Linked DNA regions of Homo sapiens: region 1 is linked to region 2. Evidence: read pairs that join two places in POLR2A ChIA-PET (ENCODE). Cell type or tissue: A673. All regions are shown on one strand. Each heading gives the region's core, and the rest is flanking DNA. Links, peaks and the distances in the headings are about the cores only. Region 1 holds the start of MIR6078 (microRNA 6078). Region 2 holds the start of LOC107984197 (a long non-coding RNA gene).

Region 1 (16,943 bases), core at 4,055-12,054, 710 kb after region 2:
ATAACTCTCTCACCACAGTGGCAATGACTACGCTTTTAACCTCTGGGAAGCTCAATATTTTCACCAGGATCTTATGCTTTGTTATTTTTGTCCTAACATTTTTTCCCTTAATTTCCAGACTCATAGCCCATGAGCTACCAACTGAGGGTGGCTCCGCAGGACTCTTGATGATTTCTCACGGTCTCAGGTGACGTGCAAAACCATCCCGGTTGTCAGTGCTGCGCCCTGGTCTTCCTTTCCTAGAAACCTACTACGGGAATCCCTAGGTCCAGATTCTGAGAAGATGGAGGGAGCAGCTTCACTGTACACGAACTTGGGGAAGCTAAAGGGCAAAGTGAGGGGCGGGTGTGCTGGTGAAGATGAGGGTGAATCTAAAATGAGAGGATAAGGTACCCAAAGTATGAGCTGGGGAATAAAGACCACTTTCCTCCCCCAGGCACTGAACTAAATGGCTTTAAGGACATATTAAGCAGGTCTCCAGGAGAACTGTTGGGTAAAAATCACCTAGCAGGCTTAGTGCAGTGGGGTCTGCAATGGTCCCCCACAGCCCTCTTCACCACATAGATCACTTAAGGAAAATCAGACACATGCTCAGGCGTCCGGCTCTGCCAAGCAGACCTCCCATCCCAAGCAGGGAGAAGTTCAGCTTATTAGTAAGCAATTATTAATGACGTGAACAAATACTTCTGTGATGAGGTAAAGCAAGCGATCTATCAACTCAGAATGTTTTAGACAAATTTTCGTGATTTTGATGCCAATGACAACAGTCTCATCATCAGTGTACCACACGTCATTACAGGTCATAGTTGCATCAGTTTGAGTAACAATTACTTGATGTCGTGCATTTGAGATAAGTGTGTTTTACAGTGGAATTACACTGATAAGGTTGTATCCAGGAGGTGGTGCTTTAAGATTCACTTTTGAAATTTTTCTTTTATGACCAAATGACCATTTGCGTTGTGGTGTTGATGATACAAGGTACCAGATGAATGTCTTTCTTCAGCAATGTGTTCACTGTCAACATGAATAAGTAGCTTTCACATACATGCCATTTTAAAAATTCAGCTTGAGGCCAGGCGTGGTGCCTCATGCCTGTAATCTCAACACTTTGAGAGGCCAAGGCGGGCGGATCATGAGGTTAAGAGATGGAGACCATCCTGGCCAACATGGTGAAACCCCATCTCTACTAAAAATACAAAAATTAGCTGGGTGTGGTGATGCACGCCTGTAATCCCACCTCTTCAGGAGTCTGAGGCAGGAGAATCGCTTGAACCCAGGAGGCAGAGGTTTCAGTGAGCAGAGATTATGCCATTGCACTCCAGCCTGGTGACAGAGCAAGACTCCGTCCCAAAAAAAAAAAAAAAAAAGAAAACAAAAATTCGGCTTGAAATTTGCCTCAAGAGCAAAACAAACTTACTCCAAAAGGTTTGGTTCCAAAATGTACATGTGCCCTCGCTTGCTATAAACCGTAAAATGTTGCTGCGTGGGTGCCGGCCCCATGGAAGAGGAAGGAAACAACTTTCAGAACACACAGTAATAAGCAACTTAAAATAAGCCTGCGAGTGAGATCTTCCCTGCCTATTGCTGGGAAGTAAAATAAACATTTCCAATAGAGGAGAAAAAGCAGAAGTCTTCATGAAGACGGAAAGTCCATAGAATAGATCAGGATGAGGCTCACGACTTTGGACTCAACAAAGCAATAAATGTCATTTTCAGGTGGCCAAATGTCATTGTGATGCTGAGACATTTGAAAATGGCATGAGCCATTTATTGTAAATATATTACTGCAAAGCCACAAATGCTATTCCTGCTACAGGACAAGATAAAAGCAGATATAACAAACCAAGCTAAAGGAAAAGCTATACTTTCTCCCTGTGGACGAGGCATTGAAAGCTGATGTTATTTTGAGGGGGGCGGATTCACAGTACGGTTATCTGGCTATCAGCATCTGTCTTCTCTCTTCTTCATTTCACCAACTTGGACTGGGCCAGGTGCCCCAATTTACCTTAATCTGTAGGCTCCAGTCTAGGTCGTTCTTGGAGCATTTTTATTTTCCTCCAAGAACCTGGGGATCTTTTCAGGCTCTCTCATCTTTGATTATTGAAAAGCATAGGGGTCACTATGTGTTGGGCGTGATCAGCCATTTCTAAAACTCCAGCCCCCAAGACATTCACAGGCTTGAATTTCACCTCCTTTACCTCCTTTATTGGCAAGTTCTTGATTCCGTCTAAAACCAAATCTGATTTGTAAAAGATGTGGTGTTGCCAGCATTAAGATGTCTGTGCAAAGGTGAATGAGACTGCATGTGAGTCCTGCATCCCCACAGTGACCAGCTGCACAGTGGGCTGCCGGGAACGATCAGGGTTGGCCTCCCCATACCCAGCTCACTCCTCCATCATTCAGGAACTCATCCGTTTATTGTATTAGCTAAAGCTTTAAAGATACAAAAACTGGGCCCCTTCCTTGAAGGAGTTCACTTTTTAGAAGGAAAGTTAAACATTTCACAAAAGAGGTAAAATAACCAAAGCCATCCACAGTCGCAGATCCAAAACGTGAACGCAGGCCGGGCTGTCCCTAAAGCCCATGCCCTTTCTCCGGACACTGCTGCATGTGAGGGACGTGGGCCCAGGGCCCAGACTCATGATATCACATCTGGTGATTCAATGACTTCCAAAGAGGTTAAGGCAGGCCCTGGGAGGTTGAATTTGGTGCTCCTAGGTCAGCTGCGGGAGGGGCACCACGGTCCAGACTCAGAGCCTTTGATCTTATTTATGCAGGTCCCCAAAGGAGGCATCTCATTAAGTCCTATTACCCATAATCAACTTTCAAAGAACTAACTTTGTAAAACATATCAAAAGTACATGTGTTTTTCCTAAACTTTGGACCTCACAGAGAGCAAGGACCAAAGATTTTGTAATTGAGTTATTGACGTGCACCTCGGCACCGTTTGGAGGAGCAGAGGCGTGGGAACGTGACACGCCATCAGGCGCAGCCTGTCCCTTTGGAAATCGAGACGCTTGTAGGATTAGAGACCTTCGCAGTCACTCTGCCATCCCATCTATCACTGTCCAGTTCTATAAACTGGAATAAGAGGGAGCTGAAATACAAAAGGGTTACCTTGGAGGATGTTTGTAAGAGTACAGCAACCAGTGTAAGAAGAATTCCATATTTCTCCATCACAAGGTTTTAGCCAATATCTCTGGAAGATAATCAAGGTCAGCCTTAAAAAGTAAATGTGAAGAAAGACACTTTTCACTGAGATCTTCATTTCCATGTGTTCTCTGGCCCCCACTCCCAGCTACCCTTCAGCCTTCTCATTCAACAGTCTTTCCGAGGACACATTCCTGCCCCAGATTCTGGGAAGAGGATGCAGCTCACATCCAGGAGGCCCCAGGACACTCAGGCCCCCACCCCGTGGCTCAAGTCTGTGGTCACTTGATTTGCTTTTACCGTAATCTTCCTAAACCCAGTCCCCCGTGAAACCGTCTTTATCTATGTATTTTTTAAATTCATATGTTTGTACACCAGTGCTCTTTTACTCACTGTGTTTAGATTTCAAAATAATTTGAGGTGATCTAAATGTATCAGTGCCCCCTCCCATAAAGATCCATTACCTGCTTTCCAGGAATTATCTCAACAATAATATTCAGGAGGGGCAGAAATGACCAGTTTTTTCTTTGGCACTGACTCTGTGTGACTCTTCACATATACATGATCTTCAATCCTTACTACCACTTGGTAAGACATGTGCTCCTGCTTTGCAGGTGAGGAAAAAATAAATGATGCACAAAGAAATGAGGAGAATTTTCCTAAAATCTAACAGACCTCCCACAGTCCATGCAGGAGCAAGGGTTCCAATGCAAAATCGTCGTTAGTGAATCTGATGAAAGTCAAGTCAGAAACCCTACCTGATTCATCTTTATTCCCCAGGGATGACATACTGTCTGTTTGCAATATTTTCGAAGATAAAGAATATCAAACTGAGAAAATCTGGTGGTAAATATGTGCTGTGCGTAAGAACTATTTGTTGCATTTTGAGTCAGACATATAAGTGGTGTCTCTTCCAAATGAGCTGCAGTTGGTTTACCCCATTTAATTGTTTTTTCTCATCCTAAAAATAAACCCATCCTTCTGATTACTGAGACTTTACTTGAGATATCATGGTAACCCCCAGGTGATTTCTAGGACATAAACCAGGCGTCACAACCCTTGGTGCCAACAGGAACATGCAGACAATGGGTTTAGGTGGACGGTGTGTGCAATGAAGGGGGGAGAGCTTGTTCTCAGCTCAGTGATGAGGATGGCTGTGAGTGACAGTCCAGTGAGGAGGGGTTAAACCCTCTCCACACGCAGCCCCCCAGTGTGTGTGCCAGATACAAAAGTTTCTCAAAAGAAGCCAGAAATCCATAGTTTTATGTGAAATTTCATGGTTTTTTAAATGTTGGTATGTAGCTTATGTTTGAAATTCTGCCTGGGAATTTTGAGTACTGCTTTGTTCATGTCATAAAACCCAAGAAATTAAATGGCTTTACGCTCAAAGTTATATAAAAAAATAACAATCATGGTTACATGGCTTTACATAGGGGGCACAATGAAAGGTTTTACATTTATACTCTCTTCTTTTTTAAAATGTTACCAGGACACAGAGATGACGTTTCTCTGCAGACCCACCAGTAGCACTGTACCGTGGGTTATATAACTTCTACTAGTGGGATGGGAAAATAGGAAGAAAGGAAATACCTCCCTGTGAATGTCGTATAAATTTACGTCTACACAGAAGCCCCGGACCTAGGCAAATCCAATGACTGTTCCGTTTTGCTTGTTCTTATAGGAAGATTCATGTGGCCCAGACCACACTAACTTCCCCACAGTCAATTTCTTCTCCGCTCAGCTGAACTCCCAGCACTGCGAGCACAGCTGGCTCCCAGCACCCATGGATGGCCTCCGCTTCTCCACCGCACTTCAAAGAGGCTTTTCCATTCCCTCATTCAAAACTCCATCCTACTAATCCTCCATCTCAACCAGGAACTTGGCTTCTAATTTCCCTAAAATAAAGATGACTATATAAATAAGTAAATATAAGATGAAATATAATAAAATTCTGCTTGGGACGATGATATGAAAAGTGCTCTTGGAGCCAACAATTTGAGACCAAAACCCACATCTGAGCCTGGCTTGAGAGCTACCAGTTTGGAACTTGGATGTGGGAGCCATGGAGGGCCTCCTCACAGGTAGCTCATTTTTATAAAACTTTGTTCCCAAGGGCTCCTCTCTCAGCAGTGGGCTGGCACCCTGGAAGCCAGCATTGGCCATCTGTGGTTCTGGGTAGCTTTTCTTGGCTGTTGGACAGGAATGCATGGCCGGGTCTGAGCTGCTGACCCCACAGAGACACTGTGACAAGTCCTCAGGCTGCCCAGGCAGAGCCAGCACCCTGGGCAACGTGTCTTCCAGAATGTTTGGACGAGACACTAGGCCATCACAGACATTTGTAAATCTTGTTGTTTTATCCAACGATAACACAGAGCAAAAATATTAATGCCATAATTTTAAAAACACATTACTTTCAAAATGTTTTTAATTGACACATAATCATTGTCCACGTTATTGGGGTCCACAGTGCTCTTTCAATGTATATCATACATACAGACCAGATCAGGGTAATTAGCATATCCATTATTCCCAACACAAAGAAATAGGAAGTAATACTTTTTATACCTAATTACTTCAGCAATGATTGGACTGCACTGAAAACAAGCATGAAAATGCTCAGCTCCAAAGACATCTATGCCGAAAGTCAAGGGAGACTAAAAGAGGAAATGTCGAGTAAAACTTCCTTTTCAACCAGAGCAACACTACAATACATACATGATTAAATTAAGTCCCTAACACATTATTTAGGCTTTAATAATAGTAGAGCTGTTTCTTTTTCCTTTTTTTTAATTTTTTGTCTTATAGTTCAAACTGCCAAATATAGTGGCAAGTTGCCAGCTTTTGTTAATTTCCTAATTGATTACAAGATATTTTGCTTCCTTAATTAAGACTTGAGAGAATATAAAATCAGATAAAATGCAAAAATTTTGCTCTCTTCTTTTAATATGAGATTCTAGTTACAAAAGGAAATGATTAAGAAAAGGAAATCAAAGGCCATTTAATTCCATTTAATTTAGCGAATATTTTTCGATTACCTGCCATACGCTTTCGGTAATGAACACTGAAGTTATAAAAAAGGATTAAGAATCTGTGCGTATTTTAGAGTAGTTTGTAACATAACAATGGAGATCTCTATTTCAAAACTACTGAAAAAGTCATATGGAGTGCAATACTAGTATTGTGGTGTTTTAAAGATCAGAGACAAACTACCTTTAATGTGAAGGCTGCAGGGATATTAGAGGTTCTGAAGTATTTCACCATGGCAGCAAGTCACTGGGAAGAACGAATTCGAAGGTGAATAAAAGTCTTAAGCCTGTATTCTAGGGAATGGAGGAACTATTAGAAGGAGCAAGAAAATTGGGGGCGGGGGATGAGGAGGAGACCCTGAAGGAAAAATGTGGCTATGGCTGTGGTGAGTCTTACGGTACAAGCAGTCACACTGTGTGGATCTCAAACAGATCATGAAATGCACACCTTGAGGTCCAAGAGCCCAGAGCTGGGAACGTGCATTTAAAAATTGTCAAAGGTACTGTGGGCTGGTCGTGCTGGCTCACGCCTCTAATCTCAGCACTTTGGGAGGCTGAGGAGGGCGAATCACCTGAGGTAAGGCATTCGAGACCAGCCTGGCCAACATGGTGAAACTCTGTCTCTACTAAAAATACAAAAAAAAAAAAACAAAAAAACCGTCTACAGAGGGAAGATGACTAAAGTCTTCTGCCTGAAAGACATCCCGAGGTCAAGGAAGAAGGTTGAGATGGAGAGCAAAGAGCAGCTGAAAGCCAGAATTTTGCAAAACCCTATATTAAGAATAAGGAAAAAGAAAGCCATAGGAAGCAATAAAAGCCAAGGAGAACCATAAAAATGTATTTTAGTAAAAACCTTAAAAAGGAAAGGTATCCAGAAGAATGTTGGAATCAAAGTATGTCTAGTAATGTCAAATTTACAGAAGTTCAAAGACAATGAGACTGGCTTGCTTTGGGGAAGAGAAGGTGCAATTTGATAAGTGATTTTCATAGAGTCACAGGATAAAAAATTAGTTATCAAGAGACAAATTATGAATAAAAGAAGTGGCTGCAGTGAGAAAATAATAGCCAAATGTATTGTGGAGGTGGACATTGAAGAAAGCTTGTTATATTGAACGATATAAAAACTAAAGTCAGGAAAAGATTTTTTCATTTTTTACAGGGGAGGAATGATATAATGGGGAAAAAAGAAAGTACGAAAGGGAATAATAGGTGGATAAAGATTCTGAGGATGAAGTACACTTCATAAAGAAAATATAGGTAGAAAAGAGGAGGATGATTTCCTCTAAGATGAGAGAAAAGAAAGTGAGTAGTAAGAGAATTAGGATACAGAAAAAAAAAAGAAATCTGAAATAGAGATGAGAAAAGCCAGCAACATTAGGGATACACTTGATAAAGGAATTGAGTTAAAAATCTTAGAAGTATTGAGGTGATGAGACTCACGGATTACAGGGCATGAGGAGCAGGCAGCTTGAGCAAAGCAAAGGGTTTTTGATCACTGCCATCAGAGTATGATAGGGTTTTAGCAAAGAGTATCAGCAGGGGCAGGGAGAATACATCATTGCATGTGTTGCTATATTCTCTATTTTATTTATTTATTTTTTTTGCCAAAGTGTAAATGGTTTAAGAATAGGACTAAAATGTATATTACCCAGAACACTTAGCACAGTTGAATGCTTATAATAAATCTTAATTAATTTTATCTGCTAAAAACCTTGTAATAAAACTAAACACTTTCCTACTAAGATAAGAACAAGGCGAGAATGACCCTGCTCACTACTCCTTTTTAACATCATACTGGAAATCCTAGCTAATGCAATAAGACAAGAAAATGAATTAAAATATATTCAGGTTTGGAAAAAAGAAATAAAATAGTTTTGCTCACAGAGGAAACAATTTTCTCAATAAAAAATCTCAAAGAATGAAAAGCAAAAACAATAAGAATAGCCTCGTGGAACTAATAAATGATTACAGCAAGGTTTCAGAATGCAAGATTAATATACTAAAATCAGTCTAGGCACAGTAGCTTATGCCTGTAATCACAGCACTTTGGGAGGCTGAGGCGGGTGGATCACCTGAGGTCAGGAGTTTGAGACCAGCCTAGCCAACATGGTGAAACCCCATCTCTACTAAAAATACAAAAATTAGCCTGGCATAGTGGTGAAATATATATATATATATATATATATATATATATATATATATATATATATATACACACACAAAAATCAAATCAATTGTTTTCTGTATACCAACACTGAAAAGTTAGAATTGGAAATTAAAGCCACGCTACTATTTACCAACACCAGAAAAAAAAATACTTCAGTATAAATCTAACAAAATATTTATAAGATCTAAATGAAGAAAACTATAAATTGTCATGAAGGTAGTCAAAGAGGAGTGAAATAAAGGAAAAGGTATCCCATATTAATGAATAGAAATATTCAATATTGTTAAGACATCAGTTCCTCCCATATTAATTGATAGATTTAATGCAATTCCTATCAAAATCCAAGCAAGTTGTTTTGTGGCTATCAACAAACTGATTCTAAAGTTTATATTGAAAAGCAAGAGTCCCAGAATATCCAACACAGTATTGAAGAAGAACAATATTTAGGACTTAAAGACTTACTGTACTGAGTTAAAGGCTTACTGTAAACTACAGTGATCAAGACAGTGTGGTATTGGTAAAAAGAACAGACAACTAGATTAATGGAACAGAAGAGAGAGCCCTGAAATACACCCACACAACTGAACCTTCACAAAGGAACAAATGCAATTTAATGGAGAAAGTTTGGCCTTTTCAACAAATGACACCAGAACACCTGGACATCCACATTCAAAAAACAAATCAAGACACCAACCTTACATCAAGCTCTATCAGCCCATGGCCTGCAGGCCCCATGCAGCCCAGGACAGCTTTGAATGTGGCCCAACATGAATTCATAAACTTTCTTAAAACATTAAGAGATTTTTATAGCAGGGCACGGTGGCTCACGCCTGTAATCTCAGCACTTTGGGAGGCTGAGGCGGGTGGATCACAAGGTAAGGAGTTCCAGACCAGCCTGACCAACATGGTGAAACCCTGTCTCTACTAAAAATGCAAAAATTAGCTGGGCATGGTGGTGGGCGCCTGTAATCCCAGCTACTCAGGAGGCTGAGGCAGGAGAATCCCTTGAACCCAGGAGGCGGAGGTTGCAGTGAGCTGAGATCATGCCACTGAACTCCAGCTGGGGCAACAGAGCGAGACTCTGTCTCAAAAAAAAAAAAAAAAAATTAAGAGGGTTTTTTTTTTTAGCTCATCAGTTATCTTTAGTGTTAGTGTATTTTATGTGTGGCCCAAGGCAATTCTTCTTCTTTCAATGTGGCCCAGGAAAGCCAAAAGATTGGGCACCACTGCCTTACACCATTCACAAAAATTAACTCAAAATGGATAATAGACATAAATGTAAAAGGAAAACTTGTAAAACTTCTAGAAGATGATATCACAGAAAATCTTCAGGCAGATGGCTATGTAATGTAAATTAATGGCCACTGAGAATAGACACCATGACCACCATGTCTGAGGGATGCTTCGGTGAGATCTGCAGCTTCAGCTTTAAATATCCACTAGGGTAATATCCATATTATTACCCAAATTTGTTGCCTTGAAGTGCACTTTGTCTATAACCTAAATATTTCCTTCTACATTTTTAATCTGTTTTCATTTGTACTCTTCCTATAATAAGCCTCCAAGCATGTTGCTGTTTCACGACCCTGAGAAGAATGAGACAGCACACTATCACTGACCGCACACAAATTAGAGAGGTTTCATTAGCTGGGTCCTCTTCACAGATATCCTGTCAAAAGCAGGTTTCAGGGTGAGAACAAAGGACATATGAAGGAGTTTGCAGAATGAGATGGAAAAAGAAAGCCTGTGAAAATGGAATCAAACCACAGGGTGACAAACTTCATTGTCTTCAAATTATGCCTAGAAATAATAATGAAATAGCATTGAAGTCAGGTTAAGCCCCATTTCCCTGGACTACACATCATAATTCTACTATTACACTGACACTGGCTTGTATGTAATATTGCTTAAAAGATTACACCATTTGGCTGGGTGCGGTGGCTCACGTTTGTAATCCCAGCACTTTGGGAGGTCCAGGTGGGCAGATGGCTTGAGGTCAGGAGTTCGAGACCAGCCTGGTCAACATGGCAAGAACCTGTCTCTACAAAAAATACAAAAATTAGCCGGGCGTAGTGACGCATGCCCGTTGTCCCAGCTGCTCAGGAGGCTGAGGTAGAAGAATTGCTTGAATCTGGGAGGTGGAAGTTGCTGTGAGCCAAGATCGCACCACTGCACTGCTGCCTGGGCAAAAAAGGGAGACTCTGTCTCAAAAAAAAAAAAAAAATACACCATTTGAAATTCAGAAATTATTTCTGCATATGTCTTCTTTTTTCCTTATAACTGGAGCCTTTTATTTTATCTTTTCTCTGCCATCAGCAACATGTAGTTTCACCTTGGAATAATGTGGTTGATCCAGGTATATTTGTTGTTAATTGGAACGCCAATGAAAATATAATTAGAACAGATTTTCATAGGATATAACAATTAAAAAATTGGGAGCCACGTTTGGTTTGAAGTTGGGTTTCTATGGAAATAGCAAAGCTCTCAGAATAACCTGCCAGAAAAATCTGAATTCAGTATGAAGTGTCTAGATGCCAACAGCAGGTAGACAACAGAGATGAGAATCAAGAAAGGAAGATCGAAAGTGATTAAGAGAAAAGAAATAGAAAGTGACAATGACAAAAGTACATGTTATTGAAGAAATGACTGTGCAGTGGATCTGAAATAAAAAAAAAAAAACCTAGAGGGAAAGAAATGTGTGAATTAAAGTTCATACCTAAAAGTACAGCAATTATATTTAAAAAGAACGTTCATATTCTTTGCCCAAGAATGTCACGAGAGTGGATGCCGTTACATTAAATTATAATCTCTCTGGGGAAGAGGTACAAGCAAATTTACTAAGGTATTTAAAATTGCACTTTAAAATTTTTAAAAAAGAATTTTAAAAAATTCCACAGGGAGCAATAACTCATTGGCAGCTATATCAACTCGACAAAACATTTCCAGTTCTAATTTCATAGGGCCAGATTAGGTTCTTATTTTTATTCTCTGTATTATATATATTTAATTACCATCTTCAGAACTTTAAAGGGAGCTACAAATTGAGGAAATGTTGGCAGATGTCCTCAAGAAAATAGGCATGATTTTAAAAATTACATATTTAAATCTCAGATCTCAAATGAAATATTAAAAGACCGATAGGGTTAGCAAAAAAACTAATTTGTCTTCACTCATCAAATCTGTATTATGTAGGAATTTTTTTGCATTGATCCATTCTATTCCCAGCAAGCATTTACTCCAAGCTTGTCAAGAGATCAGCAGCATGGACTAGAAGATGCAGCATTTTTTTAGGGCAACCAGGACCTGGTCAAGTCCTCCTCTCTCTTTACTGGCCACTTGGCTCAATTCAGTATATATATTTTTATCCAAAAATTGGAAATAAAAATACCTGTTCTGCTTACTTCGCAGAGGTTTAGCAAGGATGGAATGGATGACTGGGTACTGAGCTCTGTCCAAAAAATTACATAACTCTTCCAGGCCACAAGCCAATTTTATATGACAGTAGGAGAAACACATACCGAAAATATTTAAGTGCCAGACAAAATTGAATATATGATTAAAAAGAGCAATACATATAGAAAGTGCTACAGCAGTTCAGAAAACGGGGGAAGCCAATAGAGATTGAGTCAGATGTGATTCTACAACCTCCCTAACGACCCACACATTGCCTTGAAACACATCTCTAACCTGAAACCTTCAGGCTCTGTCTTCAACCTGTTTTCATTTGTTCTGTCCCCAAATTATAGCTGACCGCTTACTATAATTAAGTCATTCTTCAACCTTCTGCCTGAGGTCTCCTCCACTGCTTTTGCCCAATCCAGGATTTAGCACTGTGGGAAATATGGCTCCAGGTCCAGCGTGCTCTGCCCTTCTCATTTGGTACCTAGGGAGAATTCCTTTTCCTTCCCACTCCTAAATTCCTCTAATTCTCTGATTTCTAAGTCTGCTCTTTAAGAAACATTCTGTGATGAGTTCACTTCCTTTGCAGGGACATGGATAAAGCTGGAAACCATCCTCCTCAGCAAACTAATACAGGAACAGAAAACCAAATACCGCATGTTATTACTCATAAGTGGGAGTTGAACAATGAGAACACATGGACACAGGGAGGGGAACATCATACACCGGGACCTGTCAGGGGCTGGGGGGTAAAGGGAGGGAGAGCATTAGGACAAATACCTAATGCATGTGGGGCTTAAAACCTAGATGATGGGTTGATAGGTGAAGCAAACCACCATGGCACATGTTTACCTATGTAACAAACCTGCACTTTCTGCACATGTATCCCAGAACTTAAAGTAACAAAAAAAAAAATACAAATAAAAACATTCTGTGTACTTCATGAAGCAATTCTGCCACAGGCCTTAACGATGGCCACTTCTCATTCTAAATCCCTTCCCTACATCCTCACTGTTTCATGTTCAGTTTCAGTTTTAGAATAAATGATTAATCGAATTCTCCTGAAGCAAATGGCGGGAGACATTATGCTTTGGTTGTAATAAAATTTCATTGCAAATGCACTGATAGAAGTCACAGTGAAATATTACAGGGTCTAGAGACCAAAGAGAAAACAACCAGGAATAAAGGAAACAAAAAAAGCAATGTTCTGAACACAGTTCTGGGGGAAACTTTACCTTTAGACGGTGTAATGGATATGCCTCGGTCCTTATTCTCATGCTAGTGCATTAGTCCGTTTTCACACTGCTATAAAGAAATACCCGAGACTGGGTCATTTGTAAAGGAAAGATGTTTAATTGACTTGCAGTTCTGCGTGACTGGAGAGGCCTCAGGAAACTTATAATTATGGTGGAAGGGGAAGCAGTTGCATCTTACATGGTGAGAGAGAGTGTGTGTAAAGGAAGAACTCTGCAACACTTCTAAAACCATCAGGGATCTCATGAGAACTCACTCACTATCATGAGAACTGCATGGGGGAACCGCCAATCACCTCCTTCCTTCTACAGGTAAGGATTACAGGTACCTCCTTTAACACGTGGAGATTACAATTTGAGACAAAATTTGGGTGGGGCCACAGAAGCAAACCATAACACTAGCCATTGAAACAGTGCTACGTTTTGTTAGAAGAGTTTTGTTTTGTGTTCAGGGGCAGGGAGGATGTCGAGTGAAAATGATTTAAGATATTTTTGAATTCTTGGTGTGGAGGAAATAAAGGGTAATTATTACTGTGTTCTTCAACACTACATAAACACCCACTTTTCTCTGGTCTGGACCAACAGCATCTCCAAAGGAATGGGGATCTGTCCAAGACAAGAGCTCCCCAAAGCTGTTGCCCTGTGTGGAAGGTGACTCAGCCATCCTTGATTGGCAACGAAGTAGGTTCTGCAAACTGTGCTTCCCTGATTCAGGTCAATAGTTGCTACTGATTTATAGCTATGGTGGGATAATTTAAGGGGAAGGATAGAGCATCTTGGTTATGGAGATTTATGAACTTACCTGACCAGCAAACCACATTATTCGTGATGCCTGCCAACCAGGCTTCAGATATATTTTGGTTTTAGTGGCATTCTTCTAAAACGTCCATCAAAGACAGCCCCCAGGAACATTTTATTCCTGATTGCCATATATTCTTCACTTATTGTAATTTGCTTAAGCAGACGTTACGATACTAAATTGGCTTCGTATTATGCACAGAGGTACTAGCTTCCAATACCTTCTGAAATAAGCAAGCAGAAGGGGTAATTAAATCTTGTCTTTTTCTTCACATTGCTCGGCATGTTCTTTTATTTTTCTGGCTCCTATGCTGACAACCCAGCAGGAGATTTTACAAGCCCAAAATACCTGATTACTTCCCAACCCCAGAGAAAGGGACAGAACATGCTTGGGAAGAAGGAAAGCTAATGGCAGCTTCGCTGGAGGTGAGAACAGGGTGAAAGTTGAGGAAGCTCAGAGCGGAATGAATTCCAAACAGCTTGGGCAGGGCTGACCTCGCCGTCTGCCGTGTCCTGAGAGGCAGGTGTCGCACTGCAGTCACATCGCTGTTCTTTCATTGTGTGATGAATTTCCAATACATCCCCGACATGGCAGGGGAGGCGGGTTCCAAAGTGGAACCGTGTTCGAGCATTCTGTCTTCTACTGCTCCCTCAGTGGCGTAAACATAGAAGTCGTGATTTGCTTAGAACAACTCCTGGCAATGAAGGGAGTGGCTGAGACACTGGCCTGGGATTCCAGGCCTTCCCCAGCAAACGCATAGTGCAGGCCACCTGCGCTCTGCTCCGGTAAAAATGCCGCACAGCGTCTGATGCGTCCGCACTGCCTGGACCTGGGAACACTCATCCCACAGGAGAAAGAAACCTGATGTACTCATCCATCAGGACCACGACTCTCAGAACACGCATCCAACTAGCCGTCTGCGGTTGGGTAGAGAGGCCCTGGGGCACACTTTTAGCCCTGCTAGAAAGTTGGCCTCGTAACTGGCCGGCTTATTCCAGGAATGTTTTCATTTTTCTTTCTAAGGTCAACCTGATCACACTGCCGAGGCTACAAGCACACAAAGGCTGCAGGCACATAAACAAAAGATGAAAAAACAGACTCCCGGGCAGAGAAAACAGGGTCAGAGGTGTTGCCGTGCCTGTGAGGCCTTTGCTGGCCGCCTGCGTTCCGGTGGCAGCCAGTGACCGTCCTGCACCTTCCTGCCGACTGCAGAGACCTCAGGCCACCCTTGGCTCTGACCTGTGTTTCCCAGGCTGCCTCTGCACCTGCCTGCTAAAGCCTTCCTCGGTTTCCTTTGGTAAAGTATTGAGTGATGAATTTTCTCACCAGGTTCTTAAGGCAAGGAAGAGTCCCCCTGGGGTGCAGGCTGAGAGACAGGTCTCTGTGGAACAAGGAGGAGGGATGGAGGAGTTCTGTGTGGGAGTGTGGTGGGCTGGTTGTTGATTTATTCATTTGCAGTTGGGGCAGCTTTGAAAGGGAGGTGAGAGAAGATGAGGGAAGGGGAGGGGAGGGGAGAAGGTGGAGGGAAGGGAAAAGGAGAGGAGGAGAGGAGTGACGAGGAGAGGAGGGGAGTGGGGAGGAGGGGACAGAAAGGTCTGGAGAAAGAGCCAGCCAGCCAATGTGGAGGAATTTTAAAACACAGATATCTGTCCTTCACTTTAACTGAGTTAATGAGTGAATTTTCCCACCAGCCATCTTACTGGGATGTCAAGTAAGAAGGAAGCAGAGGCTCAGAGACCGATGGTCACTGGGATGATATCAAAATTGACAGAAATTTGATGACAGAGAAGTCCCACTTTTGTTCTGTTTTGCTTCATAGCTGTTGTTTTTTTGTCTTGTCTTTGTTTCTGACTCCTGGCCTTTGCCTCCTATCCCCTGCCTGAGCAGCCAGATGCACACACACTCTAGGTCCACACAGAGTCCCCCGGACTCGCTCCACCCTGTCAAGCCTCTGCACGTGGCAATTTCTTCTTTTTTTTTTCCTGGTTCGACCACCTTGGCCTGGTTTTTCATCTTTTTGTTTTAACTCCCTTCGTGTGTCACGCACCTTCCCTTTCAACTGTGCTGCACACACTGGATTCTGCTGTTGCTTTTCTGAGCTAATTCCTACCTGTCCTTCAGTTCTCAACCTGCACGTCAGCTCTTCACGGAACCAGCTCCTCCACCTCCCTGAAGAGGTGCAGACCTTCCAGCCTGTGCTACCTGACCATCAGGGATTCTTCATGGAATGTATCACAGGTGTCATCAACGAGTCACTTGGAGATTGACTTGGATGAGAGCTATTTCTCCCTGTAGCTATTTTTGCCTAATTACAAAAAAAGGAAAAGATGGCTCCTTCCCCAGTATTTCTGAGTGTCTTTCTGAGGAAGGGAAGCTGTGTGCCTGGCCATGCTGACGTGGCCCACCACTGCCTGGCTTGACCTTCTCCTCCTCCCAACACCTCTGAGATGTTATCGTCTCCCATGATGCTTCCACTCACTGCCGTTCTGTTTGATCTTAACCTGAACGTGACTCCCATCAGGGCTCCTGGTCACTTACAGCGATTGACTGAAGCTTTACTGAGGATGGTGTGCGGCGCCTATAGTAGAAGATAAATTAATCCAGTTTAGTCCATAAATGCTCTATAGTGGTTGATGGTTGTAATTTATCATAGAAATTTTGCATCATTTAACAGATTGATAGATTCAAATTTTAGTGGCTATAAACTGACATTTTAAAACAAAACATGACAAGATGGCAACTATGCTTTTACATGACTAGCATTTTAACAGAGACCCACTTCTCACTCAAAACCAGCTGAAGTTAGAGTTTTGCCTCTGTCCACAGCTAGCTCAGGCGGTGGCTCTTTCTCCTCTGCATTCAAAGCACTCATTGAACTCCCAGGAAAAGACTCATAGTTTAGAGTGCTACTGAGAGTTTTGTGTGTCTGTCTTGTCTCAGAAATTGCATTATTCACCCATTGAGAGCAGTGAGGGTGTTTGCTAGTTCTTTAATTTGACATAGAGTTTGACATGGAATGGTAATCAATACACATTGACTGATGTGTTGGTGAAAACTGGGGGGCCCTGATGTCCCCAGTAGAGTAAGAAACACAAACCCATGCTTTTAGGTCAACACCACACAACGTCATAAATGGACAATTTATAAAT
Region 2 (16,943 bases), core at 5,322-13,321:
GATTTGCTTGGTTTTGAAGAAGTTGACAATCCTGGATGTGGACACTTTCTCCTAGAGGAGCAGGAGTGCAAGGAGACGGAACTTCTCTCTCAATGTGCAGGGAGATGCATTAGCTTAACAGCCCTGCCCTCTCATATTAGTCAGAGAAGCAGAACTTATAGGATATGCTATATATGTGTGTTTATTGTGTATATATGTGTGTATATATATACTATATATTACATATATCCACCTCCTACACATTTTTAAATACTTATATATGTAATACATATATATATACATATATATTACATATATATTACATATGTATGTATATATGTAATATATGTGTGCGTGTGTGTGTGTGTAAAGAGGTTTATACATTTTAAGGAATTAGCTCATATGACTATAGAGGCTATAGAGGCTGAGAAGTTCAGAATCTACAAGGTGGGCCAGTAGACTGGAGACCCAGGAAAGCACTGAGGTTGCAGTTTGAGTCTGAAGACTGTGTGCTTGCAGAATTCCTTCTTGTTCACTCAGGGGACGATCAGCCTTTCTTTCTGTTGGATGAAGCCCACAGCATTAGGTAGGGCAATGTGCTTTACTCAAAGTCCACCAACTTTAATGTGAGTCTCATGTGAAAACGCCTTCACAGGCAAATGCAGAATGTCATTTAACCATGTACCTGGGCACCATGGCTGGGGAGTTGATGCAAAACATTTCACAACTGCAACCCTCATCTCCCCGCCCTGCCCCTTCCACCTTCAGGAAAGAAGAGGAGAGAAGTGAGAGTCCTTTCCTTTCTCCCAGGAGCTGGATGCTCACCAGGGGCTGTGCTCTGCTCTCTGTGTTACACTGTGCTTCAGAAGAGCTGGTGCTGTTTCAGGTCTCCCTGATTTATGCAATTTCAATTCCATGCTACAAAATCTGAGTGCACTGGCAAAGAGCTTTTAGAAATAAAGAAGACATCAGATTCTAGACACAAAAGAAAGAGAGGGAGGTGTTTTGGCTTGGCCAGGACATGTGGCTGCAAGCTTTGGGGACAAGAGCTATGGGTCTCCTTGGCAGTTAACTGATTGGACTGGGCCTTGCTGCATTAGGCTCTAAGTCTTGTGACCTGGGCTGCCACCCATCAGTATTGGCCAAATGAAATTTCCAATTTGGGAGGTCACTTAAGCTGATGGAGCCTTTTCCACAGGATGAGGCACCTAACTGAGATGTGCCAGGCTGCAAGAGCAGAACGCTGAGCACAGGACACCAACACTCAGCACAGGCTGGGGTGGGGACTGAGGAAAACAAGGGTGCTGGGCCCAGCAGATGCAAGTCTCACTGGGGACCTCAGCAGATACCTCCCAAATGGCTCACACAGGAAGAGCAGAGGCTAGTCCAAAGCCCGTGTGGCTCCCCACTAGTGGGCCCGTTCATGTCACAACTTAAAGATTGATCAGCTCTTCTTGATTCCCCACTTGAATAGCAATATGCATCTGCTGGATATATTTCACTTTATCTGCAATCCAAACATCAACAATAGCCTAGAAAAATTGGCTTAACCCTTAAGTTCAGGTCGGGTAGACAGTTCACTGCTATTTCCTGAATTTCTTCATATTTCCAGAGAAGTCAGAATCTCATGATCATCTCTGGCTCTGTCATAGAACCAGTAGGTGTGCATGCAGTAACAGTCCAACACTGAGACAGCAAGGACTGCAGCAAAGAACGAGTTTAATGATTTCAGGGTGGCAAGCGAGGAAATGGGAGGAGAGCCTTAAATTTGTCTTCCTAAGGTGTTCTTGGCTGGGGTTTGTGAGGGCACAGTGGAGGGCAAGGGCTCATGGGCAACATCGCCAAAGGGCCCAGGGGAGTAGAGCCACATGCCCCCCCATTCCTATGGGCATCACCCCAAGCCACAATGACAAGCACCCTTCAAAGATTCGTAAGAGGGCTGGGGCTCAGGATGATTAGAGGATCATTCCTATATGCTTGATCCCAAAACACACCCTAGCAAACCCCATCCAGGGAAGGGACTCACATTGCCATGCCCCACCAGAGATGCCATGGCCAGGAGATTGCATCAGTCACTGGGGGATGGGACACTTTGAGAGTGGGCCTTGGGGATCAGGGTGCTTGTGTATGGGCACCTGAGAGCCCATTCCAGGAGGCAGGAAGGTAGCAGGAGTGGTTACCACATGTGAGCTGAGGCTCTGAGCCCAGGACATGCTCCAGTGTCCATGGAACTGCCCTTACAAAACAAAAGTTCCAACATGAAATTATCACAAAATTCAACACAATACCTGCAGACCCTGATGCCCTAAGTGTGGGGACTTCCTGAGCACAGGGCCTGGGTGACCACACTGGCCAGTGTCCATGAGACCATCCCTTCTGGCCAAGGCCTGCTGAGGTGCAGAAATTGCTGTTGTGGATAAATGCAGAGGAAAAAAGTGACCTCATGCAGCCAGCTCTCTTCCTGGTTTTTTTATGTGGAACTACCGGCCTGCAAAAAGCACCTATTTATCTAAGCGGGTCCAGGACATAAGAGTTTCCAGTTTTACAGGAGCACCGCCTCATGGGGAGGCCTACCCCAGACCAGCCTGGCTCCGATTGGGTGTGAAGGCACTTCCATACCAGGGAGTCCACTCACCCAAGATAAGTCACATCCTCCACTAGCAGCCTTATTAAGGGTCATATTTTGGTCTCTCATCAGCCTTGCTCTTATTTTTTTTCAATTTCTCAATCAGATCAAGGGCTGAGCTTATGTTATCAACTGCGTCCCTGCAATCCCAGTAAGAATATGCTTGGTTCTTGCTGAGGCTGACCACGTGTTAAATGCTTCCAGGCCTGCAGAGAGGAAGGGGCCTAAGTAATGTCTGTTCCTCTTATCCCCATGAGCATCAGTCTCTTTAAAGCCCCTCCTCAGCAAGCTGTTCTATAGACACACGCAATACTCATAGGCAGGTTGACCAGCACTCTCTCTTTCTTCCCCTGGTACAGAGGTGCATATGCTTCCAAACTTAAAACTCCAAAGGAAAGGAAATCTTGAATTAAAAATCTGTAAAGCAAGTTCCCTTTTACTGTCTCTCAATAATGAACGAGGTGCAGAATCAATAGCAGCATAGATGTATTCAGAGGGTAATCACAAGAGTTCATTCTGCTTCTGGCCTCGGCCAAGCTGTCCAGCCTCAGAGTTTATGTTCTAATAGCATAGCCTGGCCTTCCATACCCATGCCCACACGCCTGCTCCTTGCTTTTCTGTTTTGTTTTTTGTTCATGCTATTAACTATGCCTTCCTTGCCTGGCTGATTTTTATTCATGTCCCAAAATGTAGCTCGGAGTTGACTTCCTCTAGGGAGGGTTCCTATTGCCATTAAAGTCTCTTCCTTGCATATCCTTGATGAACTATTGTGGGTACCAGGGCCATAACTTCAATTACCATACTGTTTTGGGACAATCTATTTACTCGTCTAACTTCTCTTGCTAGACTTACAGAAATGCAAACACGGAAATCATATCTGTACCTTATTTACTCTTTTAAAGCCCCACCTCCAGTTTAGAGCTTGGTGTAGAGCAGTTCCATTGAAATACTGACCTGAGGACATTTCAACTTATATTTAGTTATGTTCTCATATTTTTCTAAGAGGTTCAAAACAAAACTGATAAACATGTTTTTAAAAAATGAGTATCTGATTGTTTAGAAATGCTTTTTACAGAAAAAGACTGATCAGATTCTAACAGAAGCAAAACTGCCTTTTAAACTATTTATTTTAAAGTTCTTCTCTCCCCATGTAGCTTTTACATGGTCTCGTGAGTTATGACATCAACTTCTTCTATGACCTCCAGAAAGCCGTTTTATGCCTCAGTTACTTTGTTGGTAAAATTAGCGATGATAACTACTGCTAAGCAATATTGATAAAAGTTGTTTGATTTGAAAGTGTTATAACTGAATGCTCCCAAACAATAATTCCAAGCACATTTTTCTAAGGTTCTGATGATTGTGTTAGTGATAAAGCAGAAGGATGGGGTTTCTATTTGACAGTCTGGTATTTCCATCTCTCAAATCAAGCTAGCAGAGTTAAATGTTCTGGTCATATTTAACTCACATCTCTTTTTTCCAAATTATTCAACTATGCCATGGAAAATAATATTTGCTTTATCCTATCATTAGACAGTATGCTGACAGGCTTATAAAATGACAAGATTTTTCATTTCAGTAAACCATATTTAAATCATCATCGTATTCCTTATCTATCTACTTGGAGGTAATTTGGTTTACTGCATTAATGTGAATTTTATATTTTTTGAGTCTTCACTCAAAATTGGTCCTATCATCTATTACCCAAATAAAGACTGTACTCAGAGATAATGTAGTATTAAAGAGAAATGTCTAAGCAACACAAATAATCTAGGAAAATTGTAAAAGAAAGTTTGAGGATAATGCTAAAATTTGAGTTTTGGCCTCAACTTGAGTGCATTGTGCCACATCCTTTGCTGTTAAGTTAAAATGCACCTTTGGTCAAATCATTTCCTTTGTCTACCCCCTGCTGTCATAGTTTCAGTGCTCATGTCTATGTCGATAAATTGTGAACTGCTAGATCTGATTTCTCAGTCTATTTTTATAATCTATTTTCTTTGGATATTTCAATTTGGATATTTCAACCTTTTAAGTTCCAGTGAGCAAGAGTAGACCAAAATTCATATTTGCATTCAACATTTGGGGACTAGGTTTTTTTTTTTATTACCACAATAAATATATGCAGAGTGATTTCTATGCGCGATAAGATTATAAGAGACTGATTGAATGGGTGAACTTTCCTTTGCTTCCTCAGTTTCCCAAGGCAGTGTGAGGGAAGTTTGGTGATCCATGCAGCTGGTGCCTGTGTCAGGTAGGAGGGTCCCAGGGATGGTGGGGGCACCGACTGCCTTTCCCTCCACCAGGAGGCTAGGGGGTGTCATAGTCCACTTAGTGTTGCTATAATGGAACACCTGATAGTGAGCCATTTATAAATAAGAGAAGTTCATTTAGCTCACAGTTTTGTAGCCTGGGAAGTTCAAGAGCATGGCCCTGGCTTCTGACAAGGGCTTTCACACTGTGTCATAACCTGGAGAAGGCCAAGGGGAAGCTGACACGTTCAAACAGAGGACTGAACAAGTGAAGGAGGCTCACTTTGTAACAACCCACTGTCACGGGAATCCAGTCTCAAAAGAGCAAGAACTCACTATTGCAGGAAGGACACCAAGCCATTCATGAGCGATCCAAACCCACGACCCAAACACCTCCCACTAGTCCCCACCTCCAGCACCACCACATTCACATTGGGAATCACATTTCAACATGGAATTTGACAGGGGACAAACTCAACTATAGCAAGGAGACTTTGCAGAAGTCAAGCCTCTGCCTGGAGTTACAGATGGACCCTCTACATTCTACTGCTTACAGGATCTGAGGTCCTATAGCACACTGTACTTGGCCTGCCATGTCCTGCAGAGAAAGAGCATTATACTCAGAAATGAAGGTGTTGTCATTTCCTCAAATCCTACCTCTCCTCACTGTAATCAGTGGACCCTCCATTACCATCAAACTGTAGCCATAGTGAATTGGGGGTGTTGCTGGTTAACCTTCCCTGTTTATACCTCATCAAATCTGGCCACTTCATGAAAGTCTGTTCTCAATCACATTTCTTAAATGTACCCTTTATTATTTCAGCACATATCTGCACAATCAGTAATTTTTATGAAAAATCAGAAACTTCTATTGAAATTAGGTGGTCCTGTTCTTAATCTCCCTTCCAGTTTTTGGTGCATCCATTCTTTCAGTATCACCTTTAACCCATTAGTTGTTGACTAATCATTTGCAGTGTTTCTGCAGTTGTGTCTACAAGACTCAAACTGACCCCTTGTCCTGGTCCCAGTGTTCTTCCAATTCCCACCACTCATCTTTGACATGAATGTCGTCACCATCACAGTCGCCCCCTAGCGTCCCAGTAACAGCCTGCACTGTGGATGGCTGCTGCTGGTTCCCGGGAGCACACCTTTCTCTAGATGACTTCCTTCCTGACTCCCCGGTCCAGATGGCTCTGTCAACTTGATCTATTTTTCAGGAAATGTTATTTGATTCTTCCATCAATCTCTGGAGCACAGTGACCCTGCCTTTGTTTTACCTGCCTTGGCAAGGGGCACAGAGCAGGAAATACTATATAATTCCCTTACAATTCCAAGTAGGGCTTCTGACACAGGTAAAATTTGAGGCATAGTGCCAAAACCATTTCTAAGCAGGTTGGTGCTCAGGGTGGGATACTACCCTGCTGTGAAGTGAAGGCACAGCAGGGAAGCAGGTGTGTCGGAGGCCCATTTCTTGGTATTGTGGCTGGAGAAACCTGTCTGTGACCTTGGGCATTTGTCTCCAAGTCTATTGGGGTTTGAGACTACAGTGGGACAATCAAGACCAGACCTGACACAGGAGTAAAATCTGAAAGTCCTCCCAGTCCTGATCAAGAGTGAGGAAAAATGAGACGGCTGAGCCCACAGAGGCAGGGACTCAGGAGCTGATGTTCAGGGGGGCTCTTTAAAAGTTGCATTTTGTAAACATTGTTAACGTGCTTGCTCAATTATTAGAAGACAGTAAGCATTTGGTAAACATTGTTAACGTGCTTGCTCAATTATGAGAAGACAGTGAAATCAACATAATACAAACTGAGGCCATTTACGCGGCTAAACTTTTTTGCACGTGGCCGTTTTAATTGCTCCTGTCTTTCTAAAGCAAGAGGAAATCCCATTCATTAATTTCTGTCAATCAACAAGAAAAGGATGACATTTTTTAGCCATGTAGCAATATTTTATTGAGGAAAAATCTACCCCTTTTTGGCTCTTACTGTAATAAGTATTCACCCATTTGATCATTAAGAAATAGATTCTAAGTTCCAAGGACACAACTCTTTCAAGTCAAAGGCATTATGTCATTATTTAAATTGTAATACATGTCAGCTTTGGGTCAGAACATGTGTTTCTTACCAGTTGCCTCATGTGTCGTACAAGCCCTATTTGGGAATTGCTTTCAGGGCTTTTTCTTCAGTCAGAGGGGCAAAGGCTGTAACTCAAGGAAGAAGGTGAATTTTGTCACTAATTACTGTCATTGTTCAGAAGGCAATAAACACTTTCCTTGAACAAGGTAATAGGTGAATCCTGCTTCCTGCTCCAACCACCAGCAGAAGGGTTTCTCCCCCACCTCTGGGATCAGCTAGGATAGTGTCAGTAGTTTGCTTTTGTTTGCTTATGTATGATGTACACGTTTGTATTATTTTCTTTAGAGAACTAAGTATATCAGAAGGCAACAGCCCATAATATAAGTTAAAATTGCATGCTGCATGGCTCTACAGTGTTTTATATATTTTTTCAAATTGAGTTCATTTAATAACCAAGTTGACTGTTACATTGGCAATTCCAAGTACTCAGAAAAGACATTACTCTACCTGTTTTATGTATGGATTGACAGTCAGACGTGCTAGATGACTTGACAAGTCTCCCAGTATTCCGAGTCAGTGGCCTTTCTTCCACTCAGTCCTGTATCACCTTCTCCATGGTGGGCTAGTTGAGGAAACCCTCACCTCAGAATGCTGGAATTCCCATTTAGCTTCCTGAGAAGTAGGAAGTGAGATTCTCCAGACCATCTTTAGAGAAAAAAAGGAAATGAGGGTAAATCGATATCCAGCTTATTTTTCAGAATCCCAGAAGTATAGTATTTAATCCCTTCCCATTTTTTATATCCTGTTCTATGTGGATGTAGTTAGGAATCATATAATGATAGTGGTTAATGAATATCTAATAGTGAATTAATATTTAACATTTCAGTTAGAATGGTAGATACTTTATTTACATTTTCTTATTCAATTGAATTCTTAAGACAATTTATAGATAAGATATTCCTTTTCTTTCTAATTTCCTTTTGAGAAAACAGTATTCAGAGATGTTGAACCATGGATCAAAGTTTACACATCACTAAATAGCTAACATGGGGTTTGAACTCAAACCTTGTTTACTGGAGAGGTTTCCAAGGGACACTACAGATTGGGCCAGCCCTGGCCAACACTGATGTTTTCCTCCTCCTTAATTCCTAAACCATCTGAAAGCTCTGTTCTGTATGGCACTGTAAAAAACAATGAAGAAACTTTGAATGTGCCCTTCAATAAAGGAGATTGAAGAGATGAGTGTTCTAATTTATTTTAAATCGCTGAGCTCTTTGGAAATGGGTTATCAAAAGCAGTGTCCTTAATCTGTGATTTGGACTTATTTAATGAGATTCTAAGTAGGTCTAAGGAGAATGTTAATGTTTCCCTTCCTGGAACTTTATAGCTTTCTACTTTTTAACGTTTCTTCTACATGCTCACTAACCCTTTGTCTATTTTGATGACATTATCCCACAGTGATCGTTCAATGCAGAGCAGCTGAGGAAGACTTCTGTGTCCAGTGGTGCCACAGGCTGGGTCTTGGACCGACCGTCCCCTTGAAAACAACCGAACATGTTGGATAGAACATGAGATTACAGAAGGGTAAGGAGAAGGATGGAAAGGAAGCAGATGACAAGGGAGAAACATGTGGACAGGAAAGAGAATTGGCAAAAGTTTTGAGAAAAACAAACTCAAAAAAATTGTTTTAACATTTAAGTTCAGGTGTACACGTGCAGGTTTGTTACACAGGTAAACTTGTGCCATGGGGGTTTGTTGTACAGATTATTTCATCACCTAAGTATTAAGCCTAGTACTCATTCATTGTTTTTCCTGATCCTTTCCCTCCTCCCACCCTCCACCCTCCAATAAGCCCCAGTGTGTGCCGTTCCCCTTTATGGGTTCATGTGTCCTCAACAAATTAAATTGGCCTTACCATCAAAACAACAAACAAACAAACAAAAAACAATAAAAAAGAAAACTAAAAGCCCCTTTAACAATAAGTAATGTGGCCAGGCATGGTGGCTCACGCCTGTAATCCCAGCATTTTGGGAGGCCAAGGCGAGCGGATCACCTGAGGTCAGGAGTTCAAGGCCAGCGTGGCCAACATGGCGAAACCCCATCTCTACTAAAAATACAAAAAAATTAGCCGAGCATGGCAGTGCACCCCTTTAGTTCCAGCTGTTTTGGAGACTGAAGCAGAAGAATCGCTTGAACCCGGGAGGCAGAAGCTGCAGTGAGCCGAGATGGCACCACTGCACTCCAGCCTGGGTGACAGAGCGAGACTCCGTCTCAAAATAAATAAATAAATAAATAAATAAATAATTTAAAAAATAAAATAAAAAGACAAAAAACAAAACAAAAACAATAAATAATGTGAGCTCGGCTTTCCCAATCTCATGTCAAGACCCATATAAATCAAAAAAATCAAAAGATTCCTTAGACAAGTAATAAAGTTTTTTTCTAAAAGCATATTTAACTTATTACTGTGGGAAATTTTAAAGCTATACGAAGTAGAATATCAAGGATCATGGACCTTCATGCGTCTATGACATAACTTGGACAATGTCAACTCAGGCCCATCTGTCGTCCCCTCCTCCTCTTCTCCATCTAATGGATTATTTTGAAGAAAATTCCAGAAATCAGAGTAACTACAATCATTACTCATTTATACAGATTAGAAATCTTACAAAATAGAAGCACAACACTATTCTTACATCTAAAAACTGAATAATAATTACCAAATCACCAAATTTGTGCCTGTAATCCCAGCTACTCCGGAGGCTGAGGCAGGAGAATCACTTGAACCCAGGTGGCAGAGGTTGCAGTGAGCTGAGATTGCACCATTGTACTCCAGCCTGGGCAACAAGAGTGAAACTCCGTCTCAAAAAAAAAAAAAAAAAAAAAATCTATTCTGTCTTCATTACTGTAGCCTCTTAGTTGGTGATCAAATTTACCTAATGGTTTCAATGGTTTTTAAACCTTTCATTTTTACATACTCAGTTTTATCATTGGTAGTGATAAAACAATATTCCTTTAGTTTCTAGATCCTTTTAGACTATTTCTATGGAGACACCTGAGTAAGCTTTCCAAGCTCTTTATTGCTTATTCATCTTCACCCTGTGGTTCATGGCAAAATTTGCAGGAAATAGTTTGGTCAGTCTATATCAGAGATTGACCACAGATAAGCTTTGAAGAGCATGGCTTGCTATAGCCAGAAGACCATGCCAACTGAGCCTCACATACTGTTTATGAATCATTGTGTGCAACTGTGCATAATCTCAGCTTCCTCCCAGTGTACTGCCTCATGCTTGCCAATTGTGCTCTAACTGCCTCTTGAAAGTATACACCCTTAATCTATTCTACAGGAGGCTTGGCAGCATTCACAGGTATTCCTCAACTTGCTGTAGATGCAGATGTCTGTGTTACTTCAGACTGCTTGCAGTGCTGTAAAAACAGCATTACATGGCGATTCTCAATGGCATAAGAGCTGTGCAAAACTATTATGCCTGAACTTGAATCACAGGATATGATTCAAAATGGACAAGGGAAATAACAGGAACTGTTTAGACGAGCATTTGTAAAAACACTCAGCAGTGACTTTTCTCCTTTGTCCTTTTTAAATTGTTAATCTCAAAATTTTAAAATCTGAAATCCTCCTTATTTTACTAAAGATACATCTAATACTAATCGTAAATAGTATATTAAAATTCGAAATTGAGGCTGAACTGGAAGTAAATTTGTTGTAAGTCATGCTTCGTAAACCATGGCCTTTGGGGTCTGTAACAGTTGGGTAAATACTTCTCAAATTCAGGCAAACAAGACACCTGACAAATATAAATTTAGGAAAGTTACTGAAGCAATTTATGATCAATATAGAGAAATTTAAGAAACAGATAAATACCATTATCCTTAACTCAACTTGGGATTTGCTCACAAAGTATCCTTCTGTTGCTTCTAAAACTTAGTCAATTACATAAACCAGGAGACTTGGCTGTGTGAGAAGTGGGCTGTGTTCATGATACCATGAGTAAAATCTATTTGGCTGGGAGCGGTGGCTCACACCTGTAATCCCAGCACTTTGGGAGGCTGTCTCGGGTGGATCACCTGAGGTCAGGAGTTCGAGACTAGCCTGACCAACATGGAGAAACCCCATCTCTACTAAAAATACAAAATTAGCTGGGCATGGTGGTGGGTGCCTGTAATCCCAGCTCTTCGGGAGGCTGAGGCAGGAGAATCACTTGAACCCAGGTGGCGGAGGTTGCAGTGAGCTGAGATTGCACCATTCTACTCCAGCCTGGGCAACGAGAGTGAAACTCTGTCTCAAAAAAAAAAAAAAAAAAAAAGAAAATCTATTCTGCTTCTATCCCTCTATCCCTCTCCCGCCCCATGAAATTTCAGTTGTCAGCTTCTTGGTGGGCTTGGTCTTGATTTAAATGCAGGAAGCACTTAATTGGCATTTGGGCAACAAAGGCAATAATTTTAAGCTGTTGTAGAAATGAAATATTAATATGAAATCCATTAACAGAAGATGGAGTTGATTCTCGATATCACTAAGAGTGGTCCATTAAACAAGTTACTTCCCTTGAAGTGGCTTCAAAATCCATGACTTAGTTACTTATTCAAACTATCAATTAGGATGGGATATTGTTCTGCACATCTATTGATTCAGATTCCCCAAAATGGAAACCAGAATATGTACATAGATAAAAATATTATAGAATATATAGAAGACATAAAGGGGTCACATTATTCCAGACATATACTGATTTAAAGTAGTTGTTTTCTAAGATGATCATTTATCTTTAATGAATCTTTCAACGTGAATACATCCTTTCTCTTTGAGAAATCATATAAAAGGTAATTGTGGCAAATTATATGTAAAATAATCAAGAATTCTATCACATTAAAAGTCAGGTTTTTTTTCCTGAATGACCATAGTTAAATGATCAATTTTTTAGTATTTTATATTATTTTAATGCAATTTTAAATTTATGGACAGTACAATTCACTTTTCTTTTGTGTCTAATTTGATAAATCCTGATGCATAGTCATGTAATCACCACCATAATCAAGATAAAAAAGAGTTCCTTACCCCCATACAATCTTCTAGTACTGACATTTGTAGTCAAACCACATGCCCATTTGTCCCTATAATTTTGTCTTTTCCAGAATGACATATGAATAGAGTTATATAGCATGTAGCCTTTTAGATCTGGCTTCTTTCCATTGACATAATGCATTTGAAATCCAACCAAGTTGATGAATATCTTAGTAGTCTATTCCTTTTTGTTGCTGAATTGTACCTATTCTATTGTATACATTAACCAGTTTGTTTACCCATTCACAATTGAAGGATTTTTTTCACATCATTTGTTGAAAATGCTGTTCTTTACCCTCGACTTGTCCTGTTACCCTTGTAAAAATAGTCACTTTACCATAAATGCAAAGGGTTATTTCTAGACTTTTAATTCTAATACATTGCTCTGTATGCCCAGCCTGTCTTCATTACTGTGGTCTCTTAATAAGTTTTGAAATTGAGAAATGTCAGTATTCCAAATTTATTCTTTATAAAGATAGTTTTGGCCAATTTAGATAAAGGTTAATACATTTTGTTGACTTCAAAAGTTTTTGGCTTTGTTGGTTACCTCTATTTGATTGCTATTACTTGTTTTATTTATTTTCACTTTAATGGTTCTCATTTCCTTTATTTTGCATGGGTTGGGTTTAGTTTAGTCTTCCTTTTCTAGTTTCTTAAGGTGGAACGTTGTTATTGATGTTTTATTTTTCTTTTTAAAATATTGGCATAACAGCAATATATATTCCACTGAGTACTGTTTTCACTACATTCCATATGCTGTGGTATATTGTGTTTTTGTTTTCATGAATCTCAATATATTTCATAGCTTCCCTTGGGATTTCTTCTTTGATGTATTAATTATTTAGGAATGTGTTAATCTCTGCACACTGCAAATTTATAAATTTTTCTGATTTATTTCTGTTATTGATTTTTAATTGTATTTCATTTTGATTGTAGAATAAACTTTGAATGGTTTTGATCCTTTTAAACTTACCGATGTATAATTTATGCTTACCATATTGTCTATCCTGGATAATGTTTACATGTACTTAAGAAGAATGCATTCTGCTGATTTGGATAGAGGGTATTATAAATCAGCTGTACCTTCCTTTGTTAAATGTCTTATAATTTTTTGTTGAAAACTAGAATTTTAAATATTGTTCAACAAATCTATCAACAGGATTTTCCCTTCCTCCCTGTGGTTTATTATTGTCTCTTTTGTTATTGCTGTTGTCGCTCTTTGTTTGTTTAGTGACTTCCCAGAACGAATTCCATAGTCTCTATTCTTTGCCATGTGCAATCACTAAGGCCTCCACTCAGTTTGTTGATGAGCTAATGACAGGTCACAAATTTCCTGAAATTCCTTGAACCAGTAAGTCTCTCACCCTCTACTGAGAAGTTCGGTGCATGTGTTGGGTTATGCCTTCACTTTCCAGCAGTTCACAAATCTGCCTCACTCTTCATTTCTTGTTTGAATGGAGTCTCAAGGACGGCCAGAAGTGAGAGGTTGAGGTGTTCTGAGGTCTTTCCTGGCACACACTTAGCCCTGTACAGGGGCACAATCTAGATTTCCAAGGGTGAGGTAGAGCTTTTCAAAGTCCTTAAGGTACAACTAATTCCCTATATATATTTTTTAGGCTTTTGGACAGATTCTTATTTGCCTCAATTATCATTGCTACCTCAGGCACTATTCTTATTTTTGCTTTTTTTTTTTTTTTTTTTTCAAATAACACAGGGCATTTCTCACTAACTGAGCTCTGAGGTCAAATAAAGATAAGGCCTGACAAAGATGCTTTTCTTGGTTGCTGTTAGACAGGACAAATGGTTTCAATTCTCCTGGAATAGGGAATTTCAGGGTAATCCGAAGATGGTCTTCCTCTTCCAGAGACTGCCAGGCTTCTGATTTTTAAAACTGCCATACTGCTTATGCTTCTGGTTGTCAAGAGTATCAAGAAACTAGGGAGAGGAGGATGCGAATAGGGCAAGTTTAAATGTCACAAAGCTTTTATGAAGAGTCAGCCTTTTTCTGGAATAAACACTCTGGAGAATGCTGCAAGTCTTTTGTTTATTTCTACAGTTCTGAAAAGGCTGATTGCAATGATTTTTTTTTTCTTTGCCAGTGATCTTACTGTTATTTTGGAGGAGAGGATTTTTGGAGGTCCACTATTTTTTAAGTACTCTCTTTGATAATGTCGATTTATGGTAAGTTTCAAATCAGGTGAAGTGGTTCCTCCAAATTTGTTCTTCTTTTTTAAAAGAAGTTTAACTACTTTACTTCATTTCCCTTTTTATATAAATTTGAGGATCAGCTCTTTAATATCTAAAAAGCATCCTGATGGAATTTTAATTGTTTTTGTATCATATTAAATGTATTTGCATTAAATCTAGATCCATTTAGGGCCAATTAACTTTCTAAAATGAGGTCATCAGATTCATATCTATAGTATATCTCTCCATTTAGGTAGGTCTTCATTTATTCTGTCATCAGTGTTTTGTTGTTCTGAATATACCAATCCCACACATAATTTTAACACCTAAATATTTTATTTTTGTTAGTTTCATTTTATTTATTTTTAAAATTTATTACTTTTTTATTGACAAATGAAAGTTGTATATATTTATGTTTTATAACGTGATGTTTTGAGCTATGAATTCATGGTAGAATGGTTAAATTGAGCTAATTAACATTTTTTATGATGAGAACATTTAAAATCTACTCTTTTAGTGACTTTTAAGTACAGAGTATTTCATCCAACATAATGTTCTCCAGTTTCTTCCATGTTGCAAAAATGAAAGGCTTCCCTTTGTTTTACTGCTGAATAATATTCATTGTGTATATATCACACATTTTCTTTATCCAACTATTGTTGATGAACCCTTAGGTTGATTCTGTATCTTAGCTACTCTGAATATTGCCACAATGGACATGGTAATGCAGCTATATTTTCGAGATATTGATTTCATCTCCTTTGGATATGCAAACCCAGCAATGGGATTGCTAGATCATATAATAGTTCTATTTTTAATTTTTTCTGGAACCTCCATACTGTTTTCCATAATGGCTGTACTAATTTACAGTCTTACCAACAGTGTACAAGGGTTCCATTTTCTCCATATCTTTGCCAACACTTGTCATCTTTTGTATTTTTGACAATAACCATTCAAACAGGTATGAGGTTTTATGTCTTGTGGTTTTATTTTGCATTTCTTTAGTAATCAGTGATGTTGAGCTTTTTTTTATATATATCTGTTTGCCATTTGTATTTCTTCTTTGAAGAAATGTATATTCAGGTTCTTTGCTCAATTTTAATTGGGCCACTCTTGAGTTGTTTGGATTTCTTATATATTTTTGATATTAAACCCTTGTTACATGTAGAGTTTGCAAATATTTTCTCTCATTCTATAAGTCATCTCTTCATTCTGTTTGCTGTTTTCTTCACTGTACAGAAGTTTTTAGTTTGATGTAATTTTATCTGTTTATTTTTGCTATTGTTGCCTGTGCTTTTGGAGTCATATTCAAAAATCTCTACCCAGACCAATATCATGGAGCTTTTCCAATATGTTTTTTTCTAGTAGTTTTAGTTTCAGGTTTGATGTTAAAATCTTTAATCCATTTTCAGTTGATTTTTGTATATGGTGTGAGATAAGGATCTAGTTTTATTGTTCTGCATGTGAATATTCAGTTTTTCAAACAACGTTTATTGAAGATACTGTCCTTTTCCCATTGTGTGTTTTTGGCACCTTTGTCAAAAATGAATTGACATTAAAGGTGCCAATTTATTTCTGAGACCTATCTATATCACTATATTTACAGTGGGTTTCTTGCAGATACCTTACCACCATACAGTCAAGTCTTTTTGTTTGTTTGTTTTAATTCGATTTGTCAATCTTTATTTTTGATTTGGTGTGTTTAGATTATTTAAATTTAATGTAATCACTGATTTGGTTAGATTTAATTCTAACATTTTTATTATTTTCTGATTGTCATTTTTTATTTTTTTATTTCTCTGGTTCTTCCTTATTATCATGGACTGAAGGTTTGAATCTTCCTCAGATTCATATACTCAGGCTGTAATTTCCATTGCTACTATATTGAAGGTTAGGGACTTTATGGAAATAATTAAAGTTACATTAGTTTATAAAGGTGAGGCTCTAGTCCAATAGGACTGGTATCCATGCAAGAAGAGGAAAAAAAACCCAGCACTGTCTCTCTGTGCACACACAGAGAAGAAGCCATGTGAGGACACAGCAAGAAGGTGTCTGTCTGCAGGGAAGGAAGAGAAGGCTTGCCAGAAACCGCAGCTGCTAGTATCTGGATTATGGATTTCTGGCCCTCAGAACAGTGAGAAACTAAATGTCTTTTGTTGTTTAATCCACCCAGTCTGTGATATTCTGCTATGAGAGTCAACATCAAGTAATATACTTGCCTTCATTTTTTTGCTTTTATACATACTTTTAAATATTTCATTTAACATGTGCTGTGTTTTAGCTATATCTCTTTTTACTATTTTAAGTGGTTGATCAAGAAATAAAAATATACCTGTCTAATGTCACGATTTTCTTTCAGTTATTATTTTACCTCCCAACATAGCAGACTTGCAACCAAATAGAATCATTTGGCCTCCTCTTTTTATTACAGTTGCCATGTGCATTACATCTGTCTATTTATCTATCAGTTATCTATCTATCTATATCTATCTATCTATCTATCTATCTATCTATCTATCTATCTATCTATCTATCATCTATCTATCTATATTAAACTGCCCCAGACAAGATTAGAACTTTTGTTTCCTAAGGTCATGTATATTTCACAGCTTTCTAGCAGTAGAAAAATATTCTATTACTTTGACCCAAATATTTACTATTTGTTTTGTTTTGTTTTGTTTTGTTTTGTTTTGTTTGAGAGAGGGTCTGGCTCTGTCCCCCCGGCTGGAATGCAGGGGGGTGCGATC

Evidence for each region. Peaks named below come from ENCODE experiments on the same cell type or tissue, not always from the same donor. Only the 100,000 strongest peaks of a DNase experiment are listed, where the experiment ranks them.
Region 1: POLR2A ChIA-PET joins it to region 2 with 16 read pairs; 2 of 35 experiments call an interaction of 5 or more read pairs at or near these places.

The regions. Positions count from the first base shown.
Region 1 is chr10:3,990,868-4,007,810 of GRCh38, reverse strand. It overlaps MIR6078 (microRNA 6078), which reads right to left and starts at 16,651; the gene lies at 16,552-16,651. RefSeq lists enhancers at 14,280-14,780, 14,781-15,281. In A673, for the core only: no CTCF peak of the experiment used is centred there; no DNase peak of the experiment used is centred there; H3K27me3 peaks cover 434 bases.
Region 2 is chr10:4,697,589-4,714,531 of GRCh38, reverse strand. It overlaps LOC105376375 (a long non-coding RNA gene), which reads left to right. Exons shown (of 3, transcript XR_930599.2): 3 at 8,388-8,503. It overlaps LOC107984197 (a long non-coding RNA gene), which reads right to left and starts at 8,464. Exons shown (of 3, transcript XR_001747339.1): 1 at 8,356-8,464; 2 at 7,437-7,634. In A673, for the core only: CTCF peaks have their summits at 5,742 and 5,941 (motif pointing left); no DNase peak of the experiment used is centred there.